Linked DNA regions of Homo sapiens: region 2 is linked to region 1. Evidence: read pairs that join two places in POLR2A ChIA-PET (ENCODE). Cell type or tissue: HepG2. All regions are shown on one strand. Links, peaks and the distances in the headings refer to the core of each region. The heading gives the core; the rest is flanking DNA. Region 1 has its middle 120 kb from the start of TBX3. Region 2 holds the start of LOC124900329 (small nucleolar RNA SNORA27).

The links. Peaks named below come from ENCODE experiments on the same cell type or tissue, not always from the same donor. Only the 100,000 strongest peaks of a DNase experiment are listed, where the experiment ranks them.
Region 2: POLR2A ChIA-PET joins it to region 1 with 10 read pairs; 5 of 35 experiments call an interaction of 5 or more read pairs at or near these places.

Annotation. Positions count from the first base shown.
Region 1 is chr12:114,796,826-114,805,152 of GRCh38, forward strand. No RefSeq gene overlaps it. Among named protein-coding and RNA genes, the nearest start is that of TBX3, 120 kb to the left of the region's middle. RefSeq lists enhancers at 2,500-3,000, 3,001-3,501. In HepG2, for the core only: no CTCF peak of the experiment used is centred there; a DNase peak (open chromatin) is centred at 3,076.
Region 2 is chr12:114,735,202-114,743,528 of GRCh38, forward strand. All of the region lies in intron 1 of TBX3-AS1 (TBX3 antisense RNA 1), which reads left to right. LOC124900329 (small nucleolar RNA SNORA27) reads left to right here and starts at 2,503; the gene lies at 2,503-2,597. RefSeq lists enhancers at 255-1,098, 3,663-3,957. In HepG2, for the core only: no CTCF peak of the experiment used is centred there; a DNase peak (open chromatin) is centred at 3,770.

The sequences.
Region 1 (8,327 bases), core at 22-8,021:
AATGAAGCTCAGAGTCATCAAGCAATGTAGAGGATGAAAGAAAGAAAGAACTCAGCCCGGTTTGGTGGCTCACACCTGTAATCTCAGCTCTTTGGGAGGCCGAGGTGCGTGGATCACCTGAGGTCAGGAGTTCGAGACCAGCCTGGCCAACATGGTGAAACCCCGTCTCTACTAAAAATATGAAAAAATTAGCTGGGTTTGGTGGCACAGGCCTGTAATCCCAGCTACTCGGGAGGCTGAGTCAGGAGAGTCACCTGAACCCAGGAGGCGGAGGTTGCAGTGAGCCAAGATCTGTGCACACATGCCCACTGCCTCTCAATGACAGCTTCCAATGCATTTAGGAGGTAGGTACACACAGCATGCAGCACACAGCAGGGGCTCAATAAATGCTCCTTTTCTTCTTCATCTTTTTTTTTTTTTTTTTTGAGATAGAGTCTCAATCTGTCTTCCAGGCTTGAGTGCAGTGGCACAATCTCAGCTGATTGCAACCTCTTCCTCCCTGGTTCAAGCAATTCTCCCTTTTCAGGCTCCTGAGTAGTTGGGACTAGAGTAATGCGCCACCACACCCAGCTAATTTTTGTGTTTTTAGTAGAGATGAGGTTTCACCATGTTGGCTGGGCTGGTCTCGAACTCCTGAACTCAGTGATCTGCCTGCCTCGGCCTCCCAAAGTGGTAGGATTATAGGTGTGAGCCACTGTGCCCAGCCAAATTCTCTTTTTCTTTTCTTTTTTGATACAGAGTCTCAGTCTGTCGCCCAGGCTGGAGTGCATTGGTGCCATCTTGGCTCCCTGCAACCTCCGCCTCCGGGGTTCAAGTGATTCTGTGCCTTAGCCTCCCGAGTAGCTGGGATTACAGGTGCCCGCCACCACGCCCAGCTAATTTTTGTATTTTTAGTAAAGACAGGGTTTCACCATGTTGTCCGGGCTGGTCTCGAACTCCTGGCTTCAAGTGATCCACCTGCCTCGGCCTCCCAAAGTATTGGGATTACAGGAGTGAGCCACCATGCCTGGTCGAAATGCTTCTTTTCTTGTCTTTGCCTCTCGGCAATGGCATGGCTCCCTGAGCCACCTTCTCTCCCTCCTGCCCATCCACCATCCCTGCCAGCATGACAGATGAAGTTCTGAGGCCTACAGATGCCTAAAGCAGAAAGTAGCGATATGTGGATGCTCCTCTCCCTCTCTCTTCCTGCAACCTAACTGGACACACAGTGAAGAGACCATGTGTGAGTTCATGGGTAGAGAGAGAAGATAATTCAAACTTTGGGTGTGGGGAAGGTTCTAGAATCTCTCATGATATACTGGAAGGGTAGATTTCCAAACTTTCCTCCCATTTTCTTTCTCTCTTTTTTTCTTTTTCTCTTTTTTTTTCTTTTTTGAGATAGAGTCTCTGTCACCCAGGCAAGAGTGCAGTGGTGTGATCTCAGCTCACTGCAACCTCTGCCTCTCAGGTTCAAGGGATTCTCCCACCTCAGCCTCCTGAGTAGCTGAGACTACAGGCGCACGCCACCATGCCCAGCTAATTTTTGTATTTTCAGTAGAGATGGGGTTTCACTATGTTGGCCAGGCTGGCCTCGAACTCCTGACCTCAAGTGATCTGCCCGTCTCAGCCTCCCAAAGTGCTGGGATTATAGGCATGAGCCACTGCACCTGGTCTTTCCCCCACATTTTCTTTGCAAAAGTGCTGAGGTAGCTAGGCTATGAAAATCAGCCAGCTGTGAGCTGCCCAGCTGACAAAGGGGCCACAGCTGGAGAGGAACAGTGGCTGTTGATTCCAGCTGCAAATGAAAGGGTCAACACCTTGTAGGAAAAAAAAAAAATCCAGACATCAGCTGGTGGAAATGGTCCCAGAGTTCATAATAACAGAAAGGAAGGCAAGGAGATTTTATTGTTTTAATTGGCAGCTGTCTCTGGATTCTTTTTTTAAAAGAGAGTTTGGAGACTGTAACCCGGGCAGGTGTGTGTGTGTGTGCACATGTGTGTGCACGTGTGTGTAAGGGAAGCTGGAAGAAAACTGTGTCTGTGAATATGAGAATGGGAAGACTGGGAGGAGAGACTGCTGTGTGTGTATTAGCCAGGGAGGTAGAGAGGACAGTAGCCATCTCCTGCATATGGGACCCGTGAGAAAGAAAGAGACTAAGAGACTTTGAAAGTGGGAAATGTCTCAGGGAAGAGAAGACAAATCTATTTTTATTCCTTTTTTTTTTTTTTTTTTTTTTTTTGAGACAGAGTCTCACTTTGTCATCCAGGCTGGAGTGCGTGGGGCGAACTCAGATCACTGCAACCTCTGACTCCCGCATTCAAATGATTCTCCTGACTCAGCCTCCTGAGTAGCTGGGATTACAGGTGCATGCCACCACGCTTGGCTAATTTTTGTATTTTTAGTAGAGACGGGGTTTCACCATGTTGGCCAAGCTGGTCTCGAACTCCTGACCTCAGATGATCCGCCCGCCTCGGCCTCCCAAAGTGCTGGGATTATAGGCATGAGCCACCACATCTGGTCTGAGAAGACAAATCTTAATTATGTGTGTATGCATGTGTCTATATGAAAATGGAAAGCCCAGTGCGGTGGCTCATGCTTGTAATCCCAGAACTTTGGGAAGCTGAGGCTAGAAGATTGCTTGAGGCTACGAGTTCAAGACCAGCCTGGGTGAATAGTGTGAACTTTTCTCAAAAAAAAAAAAAAATCAATAAATAAATTTTAAAAAATTGAAAATTGTAGATGAAAGAGTGGGAAAAAACTAAAGTGGAACTGGGAGAGGAAACCACGCATGGTGCAGGAGAGAGCTGGAGACGGACTCAGAGCCAGCTTGGAATGAGCAGTGGCACCAGGAGCTCCCTCCAGCCTGTTCAGAAATAGTTTCCGGGAACTGTGGTGCTTTCCCCGCCCCTGCTCTAGGGCCAGCGGGGAGATGAAGCTGCCCGCATCGCTTGTCTTGGCTGCCTCTCAGCTGACACTGCTGACAGGCTGCTTTGATCTCAGGTTATCAGGGCTAACCCTGTGCCCTGGGCCTGCTCTGCCAGCCCCGCCCACGCTCCCCTCTGCTGAAAGGGCATTCAGTAAGGCCACCAACTGTTGGGAGGGAGGCCCAGTCCGCGTGCCTGGTTGGCCTTGGAGCCTGGGTACTTGATGTAATGAAGGCACCATCTTTTATTCTCAAAACAGTGAAGAACAGGGGCCCAGCTGGGGAAAACAAGCTTTTGAAGTGTAGTCACACGAAATAGTGCCACCAAACATCTATGGAATGTCATATGTTTATGTCCTCATGCTGTCTGGACCTTCACCCCCAAAGGATGAGTAGTGAAAGAAAGAAAACAGGATGGGCAGCCAGGAAGATTTTTTTCTTTCCTTTTTCCCAACTTTTACACTTCTAAAAAAATCTTTTCTTTTTTCCTTTTTGTGGAGAACAGGATCTCGCTATATTGCCCAGGCAGGTCTCAAACTCCTGGGCTCAAGCTATCCTCCCGCCTCTGCCTCCCTAACAGCTGGGATGACAGGCATGAGCCACCATGCCTGGCCTTCTCCGCAACTTTTATTTTGGATTCAGGAGGTACATGTGCAGGTTTGTTACCTGTGTAGATGGCATGATGCTGAGGCTTGAGGTATGAATGATCCCATCACCCAGGTACTGATCATAGTACTCAACAGTTTATTTTTCGTTGTTGTTGTTTTTGAGACAGAGTTTCGCTCTTGTTGCCCAGACTGAAATGCAATGGTACGATCTCGGCTCACCACAACATCCACCTCCTGGGTTCAAGCAATTCTCCTGCCTCAGCCTCCTGAGTAGATGGGATTACAGGCATGTGCCACCATGCCAAGCTAGTTTTGTATTTTTAGTAGAGACGGGGTTTCTCCATGTTGGTCAGGCTGGTCTCGAACTCCTGACCTCAGTTGACTCACCCGCTTCAGCCTCCCAAAGTGCTGGGATTACAGGCGTGAGTCACCGCGCCTGGCCCCAACAGTTAGTTTTTCAAGCCCTGCCCCCGTCTTTTCCTCCGCCCACTGGTAGTCCCCAGTATCTGTTCCTATCTTTATGCTCATAAGTACCCAATGTTTAGCTCCCACCTATAAGTGAGAACAGGGGGTAGTTCCTATTCTGTTCCTGTATTAATTCACTTAGGATAATGGCCTCCAGCTGCATCCATGTTGCTGCAAAGAACATGATTTTATTCATTTCTATGGCTGTGCAGTATTCCATGGTGTATATGTGCCACATTTTCCTTATCCAATTCATCGTTGTTGGGGACTTAGGGTTGATTCCATGCCTTTGCCATTGTGAATAGTGCTGCAATGAACATATAAGTGCAGGTGTCTTTTTGGTAGAATGATTAGTTTTCTTTTGGATATATACTCAGTAGCAGGATTGCTGAGTTGAACGGTAGTTCTGTTTTAAGTTCTTATAAGCCTCGACCTCTCTGGGCCAAGTGATCCTCCCACCTCAGCCGCCAGAGTAGCTGGGACCACAGATGTGCACTTGTGGGGAATTTTTTTCTTTTGTGGAGATGGGGTCTCACTACGTTGCCCAGGATAATCTTGAACTCCTGAGCTCAAGTGATTCTCCCACCTCGGCCTCCCAAAATGCTGGGATTGCTGGTGTGAGCCAATGCATCTGGCCCTGTTTTAAGTTCTTTGAGAAATCTCCAGACAGCTTTCCACAGTGGCTGAACTAAATTTACATTCCCACCAACAGTGCATAAGCGTTCCATTTTCTGGGCAGCCTCACCAGCATTTGTTGTTTTTTGACTTTTTAGTAATAGCCATTCTGACTAGTGTGAGATGGTATCTCATTGTCCTTTTGATTTGCATCTCTCTGATGATTAGTGATGCAGAACATTTTTTTCATGTTTGTTGACTGCTTGTATGTCTTTTTTTTTTTTTTTTCTTTTTGAGATGGAGTTTCGCTCTTGTTGCCCAGGCTGGAGTGCAATGGTGCAATCTTGGCTCCCCTCAACTTCTGCCTCCTGAGTTCAAGCGATTCTCCTGCCTCAGCCTCCCAAGTAGCTGGGATTACAGGCAAGCGCCATCATGCCCGGCTAATTTTGTATTTTTAGTAAAGACAGGGTTTCTCCATGTTGGTCAGGCTGGTCTCGAACTCCTGACCTCAGGTGATCCACCTGCCTCCACCTCCCAAAATGCTAGGATTACAGGTGTGAGCCACTGTGCCTGGCCACTTCTATGTCTTAAAACTTGCTTTCTTCTCTTAAGACCTCTGTTGAGTCATTGGATGTCCTTGGGCAAATCTTACTTCTGTTTGGAACTCAGTTTTCATCTCCCATCTTGTAAAATAAAAGTGCTTTTATAACTCTGGAAACCTCTCTTCAAGCAAAATCATGTGCAGAAATCCAATATGTAAAACAGATTGAAGAAGAGTGGGGCTGGTTGAAGGGGATATGAAGACCTGATACCCTAACAATCTGTTCAGTCCATGTGTTGATTTCCTTTCTTTTGAGACAAGGTCTTGCTCTTTCACCCAGACTGGAGTGCAGTGGTATGATCATGGCTCCCTGCAGCCTTGACCTCTCAGGCTTAAGCAATCCTTCCACCTCAGCCTCCCAGGTAGCTGGGACCACAGGTGTGTGCCATCACATCCAGCTAATTCTTTTTTAAATTATTATTTTATTTTAAGATGAAGTTTTGCTCTGTTGCCCAGGCTGGAGAGCAGTGGTGCAATTTCGGCTCACTGCAACCTCTGCCTCCCGGGTTCAAGTGATTCTCAGGGAGGATCGGAGGTCTCAGCCTCCTGAGTAGCTGGGATTATAGGCATGTGCCACACACCTGGCTATTTTTGTATTTTTAGTAGAGATGGGGTTTCACCATGTTGGCCAAGCTGGTCTTGAACACCTGACCTCAGGTGATTCACCCACCTCAGCCTCCCAAAGTGCTGGGATTACAGGCCTGAGCCACTGCGCCTGGCCTAATTTTTTAAATATATATTTTTATAGAGGTTGGGGTCTCACTGTGTTGCCCAGGCTGGTCTCAAACTCCTGGCCTCAAGTGATCCTCTGTCCTCAGCCTCCCAAAGTGCTTGGATTACAGGCATAAGCCACCACATCTGGCTCCAATTTTTCCTTTTCATAAGGGCACGAGTCATACTGGATTGGAGCCTACCTTTAAGACCTCATTTTAACTCAATTTCCTCTATAAAGACAATATTTCCAAATCAGGTCATATTTGGAGGCCTGGGGGTTAGGACTTCAACCTATTTTTTTTTTCAAAGGATGAAATTCAATGCATAACACCCACTATGCCTTTTTTAAATTCCTGACTCAGAGAGTTTGTGAACATAATAAAATGGGCTGTTTTATATCACAAGCATTGGGGCAATTTGTTACACAGCAATAGTAACTGCAACAAGGGGTTAAACTGAAATAATATAGATGCATCAGCTCTATTTGGGTTCAAGCCCAGTTCCTCAACATCTTAATCCATCCTATTTACTTCTCCCAGCCTAGTTTCCTTATCAGAAAAATAGAGTATGATTAAGGGGGTATCTGTAAAGTCCCTGGTGTCATAGCAAGTGTTTGGCAAAGGTCTTTTATCTCTATCCTTTCTTCTGAAATTACCCCTTGCTAGAAGGCTCCTAATATGTTGGGGAATAAGTCTGAGTTCCTGAGTTTTGGGGGAAGCCCTTGGGTCCTGGGAACCGGATCTTTATTTCATACCTACTTGAATGAGGGAACACGTTCTTTCAGTAAGTTACTTCTTGGAGCAACTTCCCCGCTCAGACTTTCAAGACAATTTAGTCGGAGCTAACTCTGGTTTCTTGTTACCAAAGAGAAATGGGGCTCCTGCAAAGTCCTTGCAGAAAGGCTCTGACATCAAACAGCAACTACCCTACTGCATCCGAGGAGCTGAGTATAAATAAATCAAAACCATACCGGCTCCCTTTCCCTATGAGCACACACATGTAATTTCATTACAGCCGGAATGAAGTGCTGCAGGCTAAATGTGTTTGGGGCTAGGCTGAACCCAGCATGCTCTTGGAAGACCTGGGTCTGTTGGGCCAACTGAAGAGGAGGGCCTTCTTTTCCTTTTCCCCTCCTGCTGTATCTAATGTTTGTGTCACCCCCAAATTCATATGTTGAAACCTAACCTCCAGTGTGATGTTATTAAGAGTTGGGGCCGTAGGAAGGTGATGAGGTCATGAGGATGGAGCACTCATGAATGGGATTAGTGCCCTTAGAAAAGAGGCCTGCCAGGCACAGTGGCTCACGCCTATAATCCCAGCACTTTGGGAGGCCAAGGTGGGTGGATCACCTGAGGTCAAGGGTTCGAAACCAGCCTGGCCAACATAGTGAAACCCTGTCTCTACTAAAAATACAAAAATTAGCTGGGCGTGGTGACGGGCACCTGTAATCCCAGCTACTCGGGAGGCTGAGGCAGGAGAACAGCGTGAACCTGGGAGGTGGAGGTTGCAGTGAGCTGAGATCACACTACTGCACGCCAGCCTAGGTGACAGAGTGAGACTGTGTCTCAAAAAAAAAAAAAAAAAAAAAAAAACTGAAGCGAAATTCACAGAACATACAATTAACCATTTTAAAGTGCACAGTTCAGTGGCATAGAGTGCATTCACAATGTTGTGCAAACACCACCTCTTTCCAGTTTCAAGACTTTTGTATTGCCCTAGAAGAACACCTCATTCCCATGAAGTAATCACTCCCATTCCCTCTTCCCTCCAGCCCTAGGCAAGCACTAATCTACTGTCTGTCTCTATGGATTTGCCTATTCTAGACATTTCGTATGAATGGAATCATCCAATATGTGGCCTTTTCTATTTGGCTTCTTTGACAGCATCATGTCTTCATGTTCATCTATGTTGTAGGATGTGCCAGTACCTCACTCCTTTTTATGGCTGAAAATTAATCCATTTTAGGAATACACCACAATTTGTTAATCCATTTATCCATTGATAGACATTTGGGTTTTTTTTTTTTTGATGGAGTCTCACTCTGTCTCCTGGGTTCAAGTGATCGATTCTTCTGCCTCAGCCTCCTGAGTAGCTGAGACTACAGGCACACACCACCACGCCCAGCCAATTTTTGTATTTTTTGTAGAGATGGGGTTTCACCATATTGGCCAGGCTGGTCTCGAACTCATGACCTCGTGATCCGTCCACCTCAGCCTCCCAAAGTGCTAGGATTACAGGCATGAGCCACCTCACCTGGCCTGACATTTGGGGTATTTTCAACCTTTGCCTATCATGTAGCATGCTGCTGTGAATATTCACGTACAATGTGTGGACATGTGGACATATTTTTTTCATTTCTTTTGGGTATTTACCTCGGAGTGGACTTGCTGGGTCATATGATAGATTGACGTTGGACTTTTTG
Region 2 (8,327 bases), core at 169-8,168, 61 kb before region 1:
GGGGCCCAGAATTCCTGTTTTAACAAAGCCCCCACGTGATTGTGAGCTCCTTAAGGTTCGAGAACCCTGATGCAGTGAACGCAGGCGCAGGCTCTGGAGTGAGAAATTGTGGGTTTTCATCTCCTTGCATCTATGTTGTGGGGCTTTGACCAAGAAATGGTAACAAACTCAGAAGGGGAGAAGGGGAAAGAGAGTGGATGGAGTAGGGGCGGTGAGAAGGAAGACAAGGGAATAACCAGCCCTCTTCCCAACAGGGCTTCCTCGATCAGAGGCCGAATTTCCGAGCAGGATAGACCAGGGGGCTCGAACTAATAATTCTGAGGGGTCAGAAAGGCCTCTCAAAACGCGCCGCGATTTGAAACCTGCAAACGCGGGGTTCAGGTCGGCTCCGTTTCTTCCAAGCAGCCTGCCTTTGGGGCACCCAACCCTTCCCAAGCCTCGGTTTTCCCGATCTTGTGGGATCCTTGCGGCGCGAATGGGGTTGGAAGCACCTTGGAAGCTACAGAGTACCGGGTCGGGACAATTTCCGGCACTGCCCCAGTTCAGTGGTTTATAGAAAATTTCTTTCTCTCTCTCAGGTCCACTAAGACCGAGAGAGAGAGAGAAGTCGACTCTGGCACACCCGGGCGAGGGGCTGCCGGGATTCGGGAGCTGGCGCGGTTGATTTTTTCCGAGAATCCTCCACTTGGGGTGACGTCGGGCAGCGCGCGCGGGCCGTGAGGTTAATGCCCAGGCTTTTCTCTAAAGCGTCCGGGAATGATCCGGCGAATAAAACGGGTGTCTGCAAAGTTAATGAATTGTACAAGGAGGCTGAGGGTGGGGACTTCGACCCGGGGAGCCAGAGGCGGTTCTGGTGGACGCTTCCCCGTGCGCCTAGGGGTGCGCTGGGCTTTCCCAGCCGAGGTCTGCAGAGCGCACCGCGTGAGCTTCATCGATCTCATCCTTCTTCCAAGTGGGAGGAGGTGGAGATGCTGGGAGAGTTGTGGGGAGTTGGGAGTGGGTTGGAGGGGGACTGTCTAGATTCTACTCTGGAGGATCCAATCACGTGGTGCTGTTCCCCTGCCTAGAACTTCAAGGTTTTCCAACGGTTTGAATAAAACCCAAACGATGCCCGATGTCCAACGAACGAATGATCTAGCCTCGGCCTACTTCTCAGGACTTAGCTTTGTCCCTGCCCGCGACTTCCCGCTGGGAACGTCGTCCCCGCCACCACCGGCTCTGCTTAGGTTCGAACTCTGGGCCACTCTTCCTACTCCCTCTGGTTTCCAGCAGGAGAAGCGCTTCGGAGGAGGGGGCTAGGGGCGCTCAACCTCCCGGGTTAGAGGAAATGCAAGTTGGGCCAATTTCGCCCTTCCAGACTCCGAGGCGGATAGGCCCAGGGGGCAGCGGCCTTGCCCGGCGGCCACTGCCCTCCTCCTCCCCCGCGCCCCCTGGCTAGGCTTTGAAGAGCTCATTTTAAGAACTTTTCCATTTTCCTTTTGGAGGCGTGTTTGTTCTTCTCAGTCACCTCGCTTTTTTTTTTTTTATGAGCTTCAGCGCTGATCTGCACGTTCTTCCCTCCGTGTAATTTCAATTTGAACTCTCCCCAGAGCGGCCTTTTCCCTCTTGTTGCCTGCCAAGTCGTTTGAAGGCTAAGCAAACATTCTTCCTCCCTCCCGTCCGCGCGAGTCTCGGTCTACACCCGCGAGGGGAGGCGGAGGCGGTTACTCCGAGAGTTCCGGTGGGTTGGAGCCTTTCAGCAGCCGCCTTCAGACTGTTTGGGAGGCCGAAAAGCGGGAGGGGAGGTGAAACACCGGAATAAATGCCCCTACGACCGCTCTTCTCAAGGGTTATGGTGGGCGTGTGTGTGCGTGTGTGTGTGTGTGTGTGTGTGTGTGTGTATACATTCCGTAACCCACATTAGAAGTCTTGGGAAGGGGGCCGGGCGCGGTGGCTCACGCCTGTAATCCTGGCACTTGGGGAGGCAGAGGCGGGAGGATCACTTGAGGTCAGGAGTTCGGGACCAGCCTGGACAACATAGTAAAACCCCCTCTGTACTAAAAATACAAAAATTAGCCGGGTGTGGTGGCATGTGCCTGTAGTCTCAGCTACTCGGGAGGCTGAGGCAGGAGAATCGCTTGAACCCAGGAGGCAGAGGTTGCAGTGAGCCGAAATTGTGCCCCTGCACTTCAACCTGGGCAAGGGAGCCAGACTCCCATCTCAAAAAAAAAAAAAAAGAGAAGTCTTGGGAAGGAGGACAGTGGAGACACACAGGGAATGATCCAACTGAAGTAAGCTTCAGCACTCAGTAAGTGTCCAGCTCTGTTCTTTCCACAGACTGCCTCCTTCAATTTTCAGCCAGTTTTGTGGCTAGGTGTTAACCCCATTTTACAGGTGGGAGACATTGAGGCTGACTGATGAGGTTAGTTTCTCAGCCACCCTTCTAAGATCTAAGTCCACTTTTGAGCAAGTGCTCTGAATAACAATAATTATCTTACAGCTTAATGTACGATTATTAAATACCACTCCCCTTTCATTTTACCATTGAGGCTTATGTCTTTATTGGTTGTTCAAGTAGGGCAAAGGAAATGGCCTTTTAAAACTCAGAGGCCAGGTACTGTGGCCCTTGCCTGTAATCCCAGAACTTTGGGAGGTAGATGTAGTGGATCACTTGAGGCCAGGAGTTAGAGACCAGCCTGGGCAACATAGTGAGATCCCGTCTCTATTTTTTTTTTCTTTGAGACGGAGTCTTGCTCTGTCATTCAGGCTGGAGTGCAGTAGCGCCATCTCAGCTCATTATAACCTCCGCCTACCAGGTTCAAGCGATTCTCCTGCCTCAGCCTCCCCAGTAGCTGGGATCACAGGCATCTACCACCACGCTGGCTAATTTTTTGTACTTTTAGTAGAGATGGGGTTTCACCATGTTGGTCAGGTTGGTCTGAACTCCTGACATCCAGTGATCCATCCACCTTGACCTCCCAAAGTGACATTACAGGCGTGAGCCAGTGTACCCGGCCTTCTATAAAAAATTTAAAAAATTAGCCAAGCATGGTGGTTTGTACCTGTAGTCCCAGCTACTCAGGAGGCTGGGACAGGAGGATTACTTGAACTCAGGAGGTCAAAGCTTCAGTGAGCTGTGATTGTGCCACTGTACTCCAGAGTGGGCAACAGAGAGATACCCTGTCTTAAAACAAAACAAAACCAAACCAGAGAAACTGGGTGCCTGTCATTGTATCCTGTCAGAGAAAACATATTGACAAGAAACATGAAAACAAAAAAAAAAAAGATTAAGTACCTATAACAACTGCCCTTTTTAATATATATTTATAATGTTTATTGTTATAAAAAAGTAGAGATGAGGTGTCGCTATATTGTCCAGGCTAGTGTTGAACTCCTGGCCTCAAGTGATCCTCCCACCTTGGCCTCCCAAGGTGCTGGGATTACAGGCATGAGTCACTGTGCCCAGCCACAACTGCCCTTTATTAAGCATGTAATTATGTGCCAGGCACTGTTCTAAACTGTCTACTTACATATTTCTCACAATGTCTTTATGCATTAGGTACTTTCCACGTGACAGATAGGAAAACTGAGGCACAGAGAAGCTGAGTAACCTGCCCAAGGTCACACAGCTAGAAAGAGCTGGTTGCAGGACTTAAACTCAGGCAGAGGCACCCCTAACCACCAATATGCATCCCTCTGCCCTTCCCAGCTCTCTCCTGAGTCACATGAAAGAAACCCCAGGCTTACTGGTCCTAGGCTGCAGTTTTCCTCCCCAAGGTCGCTCTGGGGACAAACAGGAAGATGGGAGGAGGCATGGGGCAGTTACATAAGGCGGTCACTTCAAAGGTGGCCTCTCCGGGGTGGATAGCCTTGGCTTTGGGCAGTTAGCTGGAGCACCAGCCGGCAAGCTGAGGGCTGTCCACCATCTATCTCCTACCCAATCTCCTCTTAGTCCAACGGCAAAACGGGCAGTGGAGGAGATGAAGGCTGGACTAGGGGGGCGAGGAGGCAGGTCTTGTAATCAAAGCTGGGCAGTGGCAGAAATCAGGTGATGCAAATAAAAATAAAAATAATAACACCAGGCTCAGTGGCTCATGCCTGTAATCCCAGCACTTCGGGAGGCCGAGGTGGGCAGATTGCTTGAGGCCAGGAGTTGGAGACCAGCCTGGCCAACATGGCAAAACCCCGTCTCTATTAAAAATACAAAAATTAGCTGGGCATGGTGGCACATGCCTGAAATTCCAGGTACTCGAGAAGTTGAGGCACAAGAATTGTTTGAACCCAGGAGGCGGAGGTTGCAATGAGCCAAGATTGTGCCACTGCACTCCAGCCTGGGTAGCAGAATGAGACTCTGTTTTAAAAACAGCAGCATTTATTGAGCATTTACTATAAGCTAAGCCCTTATGTTAACAGCTCTGTAGGTAAGGACTTTCAATCGTTTCCTTTAAGGGGCTCAGAGAGGTTAAGTCATTAGTTCAGTCGCACGGCTGGGCTGCCTGCCCTAGTAGGAAGGAGGCCTACAGCAGGCACTAACTTCATGTGAATTTGGCACATTCTGGCGGAAGTGGGTTCTCACTTTCTGTGATGCAAGTTGCAAAACAGAATGAGAGGATCTCAGAATGGTAGGTCCAGCTACCCTCTAGATGGGAAAACTGAGGCCTGGTGAGGGGTGGAGTATGACCTAAGGTCTTACATTAAGTCAAGAGGGAATCCAGTGTAATCTCAGCACTTTGGGAGGCCAAGGCAGGCAGATTTCTTGAGGTCAGGAGTTTGAGACCAGCCTGGCTGGTGATACACGTGTGTGTATCACATGGTGAAACCTCATCTATACTAAAATTAGCTGAGTGTGGTGGTGCACGCCTGTAGTCCCAGCTACTCAGGAGGCTGAGGCAGGAGAATCACTTGAACCTGGGAGGCAGAGGTTGCAGTGAGCCGAGATCACACCATTGCACTCCAGCCTGGGCAACAGAGAGAGACTCTGTCTCAAAAAAAAAAAAAGGCCAGCAAGGTGGCTCACGCCTGTAATCCCAACACTTTGGGAGGCCTAGGTGGGTGGGTCAAGAGGTCAGGAGTTTGAGACCAGCCTGGCCAACATGGTGAAGCCTTGCTTCTACTAAATATACAAAAAAAAAAAAAAAATTAGCTGGGTGTGGTGGCACATGCCTGTAATCCCAGCTACTCAGGAGGCTGAGGCAGGAGAATTGCTTGAACCTGGGAGGCGGAGGTTGCAGTGAGCCAAGATTGCGGCATTGCACTCCAGCCTGGGCAATAGGATGAGACTCTGTCTCAAAAAAAAAAAAAAAAAAAAATGGAATCCAAGTGATCTGAGAATAACTGCCCATGCCCCCACCCCAGGCCAGGGTACTTCCCTCAGCTCTGAGTGAAGAAGAAAGGGTATGGCCTGAGACAGAACTGTGTTTCCCTTCTGTCCTCAACTTATTATGACTTTATGCAAGTCATTCAATCTCCTTGGGCCTCAGTTTCTGCAAAATCACGGTGGTACACGGAGCATGCAAATCATGCAAAATCATGGTGGTACAGATTATTTAATTGCTCGGGCACTTGGTGGTGATAATGCTCGGGGACGCTCATGAGGCCACAGCCAGGAAGCAGAGCCAACCACAACCGGTCCCTCAATCCTGAAGTTCTATGAAATCGAGGCTCCCAGGCTTCTGGAGGGTGATGGCAGTTGGAGGTTCACTGTATCTTTGAAGAAGCACCCTTTCTTTGTCAGGCACCCAAAGGGCCTCTTGATCCCGGCCCAGGGATAGGCTACATGTGCTTCCACAAGAGAAGTAGATTGTCTCCCCATCACTGGGATTTGTGTGGGGCCTCCTTTTTCTTGGGGGTGTGGAACTCAAGGTGGGTGTCGGCTCAGGGTCTCCAAGCCCAAAAGCTTTGCATGTTAATGCCTGCATATATACCCAACCACAGCAGCTTAGGTGCATATAAACTGATGTTAGGCCCACATAGACATAGTCCACGGCAGACCCTCACCCAGCCCACCTTCCTCCACCTCATTATTATTATTGTTATTATTTAAGCGCTGTACTTTGTCTAGTCCCTAATGTGAGCCAGGTGTATTATAATTAATAGTATAACATCTGAGATTCAGAGAGGTGAAAACACTTGCCTAAGATTCACAGCTAGTAAGTGGCCCAAGACAGGGAAAGACTTACACAGATGATCGGAGCTAGGCAGAGGGGAAAGGAAAGGGACATGCAGAGGCAATGTGACAGAGAGAAGAAAACTCCTGGGTGGGTGGGGTGGTTCATGCCTGTAATCCCAGCATTTTGGGAGGCTGAGGTGGGTGGATCACTGGAGGTCAGGAGTACGAGACCAGCCTGGCCAACATGGTGAAACCCCATCTCTACTAAAAATACACACACACACACACACACACACACACACACACACAAAATTAGCCAGGTGAGGTGGCGCACGCCTGTAATCCCAGCTACTCGGGAGGCTGAGGCAGGAGAATCTCTTGCACCCAGAGGCAGAGTTGTAATGAGCTGAGATTGCCCCACTGCACTTCACCCTGGGTGACAGAGCAAGACTCCGTCTCAAAACAAACAAACAAACAACAAAAAAAAAACCCCGAAAACTCCCATCTCCCTTTCCTCCCAGCCCTAAATTGGGCATTAAGCTGGACTGTCCTTGACATGACCACAGACACCCGAAGCCAGAGTCCCAGGAAGTCCATTGTTTCTGCAATTATTGGTATTATTTAAGCTGTGAACAATATCTGCAGAAATGTGCTGATGGATGCTTTGGGGTTGATTTATCCTGAGATTCCCATTCCTTGAGACTCTGTGGGGGAGCTGACCTTTTCACTACAGAAATTTTAGGCTTTCTGCATCTGCTCCAGGAAATGGGAGGAGTAAAGGATGCCACCAGGCACTGGGAGGCATGGGGTGCACTGCGGTGTCCCTCCAGTTAGAGTCAGGTGGAGCCTTGGGCATTATGTTACAGACTCAGAGAGGGACACTGACTTGGCCAAGGCCACCCAGAGTCAGGGAAGGCATTTGGCCTCCAACCTCAACGCGAACTTGCCCTTGCCAGGTGCTGCGGGCTGCCTGGGGGTGCTTTGAGCTGCAGTGGGGAGGAATTGTGGGGCAGAGGGAATGGTGATGGGGTGTCTCCTTAATGGCCCCAGGGGTCATGTGGCTGGTGGCCAAGCTCTGACTCTTGCCTCCCACCTCTCCATGCCTGAGTGCTGTCCTGGTTAGGGCGGGCAGGCATTTTGTTCACATTAGGGGCTGGAGAGGTGGCCACTTGGGAAGGAGCAAAGGAAAGCAGGGTCTGGAGGGTGATGCAGGGGTGGAGGAGTGCTTGCGGCGGTAGGCTGTGAACAAAGGGGCCTGCATTGGATCAGGCAGGGCCACTGAGTGACGATTCACAGGCCAGCAGGGAGGGGCACGCTGCCGGACCCACACAGATGGGGCAGGGAGGAGAGCAAGGAGACTCAGAGTCAAACTCATGCAGAAAAGAGAGCGGGATCCAGATAAACACAGAAAAGAGAGATGGAGGCAGGTCTGGAGGCAGAAAGATAGAGACAGGGTACTCAGGCATGCGCGTGCATGCACGCGTGCACACACACACACACACACACACACAGAGGTACAGACAGCAGAGATAGAGTGAAATGGGAGAACTAGTCAATGTGATTTGTGGCCAGCAGTGGACAGAAAACCAAATCAATGTAAATTAATTTCATTTGGTTTTGTTTTAGAGACAGGGCCTTGCTCTGTCACCCAGGCTGTAGTGCAGTGGTGTGATCATGGTTCACTGCAGTCTCCAACTCCTGAGCTCAAACAAGACTCCTGCCTCAGCCTCTTGAGTAGTGAGGGCCACTACTTTCTTCATTTTTATAAATAAAATAATTTATTTTTATTTTATTTTTTGTAGAGATAGAGTCTTGCTATGTTGTCCAGTCTGACCTTGAACTCCTTGAACTCCCATTGAGTCTTCCCAATGTGCTGAGTTTACAGATTTGAGATGGCTTGAGCCACTGGACCCAGCCTAAGCGGTTTTCAATAACCCTACTTCCACCCCAGAACACCCTATCTCCAATTTAAAATTTTCATCTTGCCAGGTCTGGAGTGGCCATCTGAGCGTGGGCTCTCCAAGGCTGTCTGTGGCTAGGCAGGGCCTCAAGCAGACACTCATTGGGCACACAGAGTCCATGTCCAGCGGTAGGGACATGAGTGTATGCACACACGTGTATCACAGGGTCATAGGACCTCCCCAAGATACAAGCATCCTCATCGAATATGTGTGCACACACTCATGAAGGTCCAACACACACACACACATACACACTTTAATTGCTGCAGCATGCTCCT